Regions from separate parts of the Homo sapiens genome. Here region 2 is linked to region 1. Evidence: chromatin loops called from intact Hi-C (ENCODE). Cell type or tissue: heart left ventricle. All regions are shown on one strand. Region 1 overlaps DNAJB6 (DnaJ heat shock protein family (Hsp40) member B6). Region 2 overlaps UBE3C (ubiquitin protein ligase E3C).

Region 1 (2,500 bases):
CTGAAATGTGAGCCACGTAGTGTCGGCCTGCTGTGAAGTTAACATTGCCAGGACGATTCTTCTACAGAAATAATTTCAATTTTTTTCAGTATTTAGTAGTGAAAGATATTAATACATTAATGGTAATACATTTCTGGTTTAATATAAATTAAGGATGTTTTCTAGTTGTGCATGAATGCTGGCAACTTAGTAAGTTTTGACAATTGTTTAAATATGTAATGTTAAGCTTAGGTTTAAAAAAGTAAAGCTGGTAAACTGGGTCTTTGTCATTTGCTTTAAAAAAAAAAAAAAAGAAAATAAATGCGAATGTGTTGGTGCATTCTTCCTGAGTGGGATCTGGAGCTTTTTTGTGTCTGTGTATGATTTGTGCCTGGGCTTCTAGTGTCACTTTAATAGCGTTTCGTGCTGTTCATTCAGGTGGATGCCGCACCTCAGTTACATGTAGACATTTTCTTCAGTATATTTGAAGTATATGAAGATTTTCATATTGTAAGTTGTGATTTAGCAATTGATCAAACATTTAATTATGGTAACATTTCTACAGGAGAGGGAAGAAACCATTGTATAATTTTTCACTCTTAAAGTATGTTCTAGTTTGATGTAAGATCACTTACGGATCCGGGCGCGGTAGCTCAACGCCTGTAATCCCAGCACTTTGGGAGGCTGAGGCGGGTGGATCACCTGAGGTCAGGAGTTTGAGACCAGCCTGACCAAGATGGTGAAACCCCTGTCTCTACTAAAAATAGAAAAATTAGCTGGGTGTGGTGGCAGGCGCCTGTAATCCCAGCTACTCTGGAGGCTGAGGCAGAAGAATTGCTTGAACCCGGGAGGTGGACGTTGCAGTGAGCTGAGATCGTGCCATTGCACTCCAGCCTGGGAGACAGAGCAAGCCTTCATCTCAAAAAAAAAAAAAAATCACTTTGGGACAGTCAAGGTCTTTTGTTTCTCAGTTTGTAATATCTTTCATGATTACCATTGGTAACTAGAATCCTAGCTGTAGTGAATATTGAACTAGACTTTGACTGAATTTGAAACTGTTTTGGAACTAAACAGCGTGAAAACCGCTAGAAGGACAGGCGGTTCCCTGACAAACAGCGTAGCGTGTTCCATCCGTGCTGGCTTTGCAGGAGGGCATAGAGATTGCTCGGGATACGCCAGAGCCCTTAAGCAACCTCACGTGCTGTTACTGAAAATAAGTAAAAAATATTTTAAGGAATTTCATAGGAGCTCAAAAAAGCATAGCAACAGTTAAGTAATTGGGGACAGTTGAAGTACAAGAAGAACAACGAGTGATGTGCTTGTCTGTTGTGTCGGAAATAACCCAGCACGCGGCACTTCCTGTCTCTGGATAAGGTAGGTATGCAGCCATGGCACGTGCGGGAAAGCGGGACAGCGCCCTCTAGTGTTGGAAATCCCACTCACAACTAGCATTGTGCGATCATAGAGCGCGCTTTTGTTTATGCCATCAGGACGGGTGGTTTTTTGTTACTAAATAAATTCAAGTAGATACTTGGACTAAGGCGTTTTATATTTTTCATTAGTGGGTGGGATGAGTCAGTGCAGCAGCCTTGAGACATCCAGGGATGTCCAGAAATACCAGGAAAATGAAAAGTCTTTACCTGTAATTCTTAAACTAGGAAGCATTTTGCTATAGCGTTGGTACTACACAATTTTAGAACACATTTGGTTGTTCTAGACTTTGTGGAGTGTTTCATGCAACTCTAGCTGTGAACAGTTTACTCAACATGGTGTTACAGGTAAAATATGTTTGACTCCTAAGGAATCTTTCTTGTGAAAATTTTTTTTTGAGGAGGAGGGAGCATTCATTTGTACTTGGGAAAACTACTGTTTTGTTTGTTTGTTTGTTTGTTTGTTTTTTTGAGACGGAGTCTTGCTCTGTCATCCAGGCTGGAGTGCAGTGGTGTGATCTTGGCTCATTGTAACCTCTGCCTCCCGGGTTCAAGCAGTTCTCCTGCCTCAGCCTCCTGAGTAGCTGGGATTACAGGCACCCACCACCACACTCAGCTAATTTTTGTATTTTTAGTAGAGATGGGATTTCACCATGTTGTCAGGGCTGGTCTGGAACTCTTGACTTCAAGTGATCCATCCACCTTGGCCTCCCAAAGTGCTGGGATTACAGGCGTGAGCCACTGCGCCTGGCTGAGAAAATTACTTTTATTCTGTTCTTCCATTGATAGAAGTGTAATTTTATTAAGTTACTAATAGAATAGAAAGCCTATTTGTTGCTGTCAAATCTTACACCTTTCATTTTTAAACCCCGTTAAGTTTATTCCTAGAGAATTCAGTCTAAGGGTGCATGAGAGTACCTTTGAAAAGTTAGGAAATGGCTGTGAGCATTGATACCATCACTCAAGTAAGTGATGGCTTGGAAGAATAATAGCATTTGATTTAAATTACAGTTTTTGGTAAATTCAACAGTCTCTTTACTTGCTGTAGTGTTGAGCGCCTCTGAAAATAGGAAGCTGAACGCTCCTTAACG
Region 2 (2,500 bases), 140 kb before region 1:
TCTTTTTTTTTTTTGAGATGGAGTTTCACTCTTGTTGCCCAGGCTGGAGTGCAGTGGCGCAATCTCGGCTCACCACAACCTCCACCTCCCGGGTTCAAGTGATTCTCCTGCCCCAGCTTCCCGAGTAGCTGGGATTACAATGCGCCACCACGCCCAGCTAATTTTTGTATTTTTAGTAGAGATGGGGTTTCTCCATGTTGGTCAGGCTGGTCTCGAACTCCCGACCTCAGGTGATCTGCCTGCCTTGGCCTCCTGAAGTGCTGGGATTACAGGCGTGAGCCACCGTGGCCGGCACGACAGAGCCTTTTACGTGGTCTTCCTTCACTTGTAGTTGCATGGATCAGGACTTCATTCCTTTTCTGGCCAAATGATATTCCATTATATGGATATACCACAAGGTCTTTACTGGTTGATGGACATTTGGGTTGTTCCTATGTTTGGGCTAATAAGAATATTACTGTTATAAACATCCACATACAGCATACTAAAATAATTATTAATGAGTTAGTAACATCTGGGATTTGCTTCAAATACACTCTGTGCATCCATAATCTGAAAATCCAAAATGTTCCAAAATCCAAAACTTTCTGAGTGCCAACATGAAGCTCAAAGGAAATGCTGATTGGACCATTTCAGGTTTTTGGATTAAGGACTCTTACTGATAAGTATAATGCAAATATTCCAAAATTTGGGGGGAAAAAATACAAATCCAAACACTTCTGGCCCAAGTATTTCACTCAGATAAGGGATACTGACCCTGTGTGGTGAGAACAGGGGCAGGAAGTGGGGCTATCAGTTCCAGAGACTGGCCGGGAGGTGTGATGCCTGATGAACTGGCTGTGTGGGGTTGGGAGCTCATACACTGTTCTGTCTACTTTAGCATATGGGGCTTTGTTGTTGTTGTTGTATTGTTTTGAGACGGGGTTTCACTCTGTCACCCAGGCTGGAGGAGTCTAGTGATGGCATCTCGGTTCACTGCACCCTCAGCCTCCTGAGTAGCTGGGATTACAGGCGTACACCACCAAACCTGGCTAATTTTTGTGTTTTTTGTAGAGATAGTGTTGCCCTGTGTTACCCAGGTTGATCTCAAATTCCTGAGCTCAAGCGATCCTCCTGCCTCAACCTCCCAAAGTGCTGGGATTACAGGCATGAGCCACCATTCCTGGCTAATTTTTGTGTTTTTTATAGACATGGGTGTCTCCCTATGTTGTCCAGGCTGGTCTCAAAGTCCTGGGCTCAAGTGATCCTCCTGCCTCAGCCTCCCAAAGTGCTGGGATTACAGATGCAAGCCACCATGCCTGTCCAAGAGCCATATTTATTTGGTTACAACTTATTTAGTTGCTTTTGTTTCTGCATATTTTTCCATACCATAGAGCTGAATTTTCACCAATGCAAAATTTAGATAATTTGGCGGGGGGGCTGTTACTGTCATTAGGAAGTACTCGACATCCAGTGATGTCGCTTGCTGCTAGGTCTTGCACCACCTAGTGGCCTGATTTCTAAATGGCATAAAAGCCTTCGGACGGTGAGTGTTGTGGTGACCTGCCTGAGGCCTTTGCTAATGCGAGTATTTCCCATTTTTCCTTCTGAAATAAATGTTAATAGTGAAACGTCGCATATGCAAGAATTCCATTAAAGCACTGCCGATAATACTGGAATCTGTTAAAAGCAAAAGTGTGAAGTTAAGATGTTCCAGTTATTCATAGAGATTCCCACTGAGTTAAAAAATTATAGATAATGTATGAGAATAATTATACTAAAGAGCCTAATGAGAAAAATTAAGAAATTCACTAGTGAAGCACCTAATTTAGAGGGAGATCTTAAGGATTTCTGTAGAAATAAATAGGTAGTCCTCCTTACAAGTTTTTAAGTTTATAAAGTATGATTTAAAGACTTGTAATATGCAAATACTTTATTGTGTCAGCAGGTTATGTTAATTAATCATCCCTTTTAAAATATGGTGCTGCTCTCAAATTTGTTTTTTTCAGTGTAATCAATTTGGCTGTTAATCTGTTTAATAGTGACCATGAAATTTTAGACGACTAATTTACATAGAACTCTTTCTAGCAGAAAATGCTAAGGGTTTAAGAAGGACCCACAAATAATCATCTGTTAGGTAGAAAAGATTGGACTTGAGTCACGACACCTTGGTTCAGGTCCTGGTTTGGCCGCTTTTCTGTGAGGCTTAAGGAAGTCACAAGACCCCTTCCTCATCTCAGACGGGTGTGAGTGCCGGAGGATGAAATGAGCTAATGGAAGTAGGTCATGTATGGTGGTGTCTTGTGGGGCTTTATGGATTCCAAGTGAAAATAGACTTTCTGGAGGAGCAGAAAGGACAGCTCTTGGTATCTTGCTGTCCTGAGAACTGCTCCAGTTAAATATATTTGTATTTAGAGGAAATTTTAAATATGTCCCTCAGATCTGAAATTTAGCACTTATGTGACATGATTTTTAAGTACACATAGTTGTTTAGGCTTAGCCTGAGAGAGAATTTTAAATT

What was found. A loop is a pair of places that touch in the nucleus more often than their neighbours do. Peaks named below come from ENCODE experiments on the same cell type or tissue, not always from the same donor. Only the 100,000 strongest peaks of a DNase experiment are listed, where the experiment ranks them.
Region 2: it touches region 1 in a loop (2.4-fold over the local background); 5 of 110 quality-filtered maps call a loop at or near these places.

Annotation. Positions count from the first base shown.
Region 1 is chr7:157,385,984-157,388,483 of GRCh38, forward strand. The region is part of intron 8 of DNAJB6 (DnaJ heat shock protein family (Hsp40) member B6); the gene reads left to right. Among named protein-coding and RNA genes, the nearest start is that of DNAJB6, 50 kb to the left of the region's middle. In heart left ventricle, CTCF peaks have their summits at 1,415 (motif pointing left) and 1,614; a DNase peak (open chromatin) is centred at 1,368; H3K4me3 peaks cover 220 bases; H3K27ac peaks cover 1,234 bases.
Region 2 is chr7:157,249,319-157,251,818 of GRCh38, forward strand. The region is part of intron 19 of UBE3C (ubiquitin protein ligase E3C); the gene reads left to right. Among named protein-coding and RNA genes, the nearest start is that of DNAJB6, 86 kb to the right of the region's middle. In heart left ventricle, a CTCF peak has its summit at 1,486 (motif pointing left); no DNase peak of the experiment used is centred here.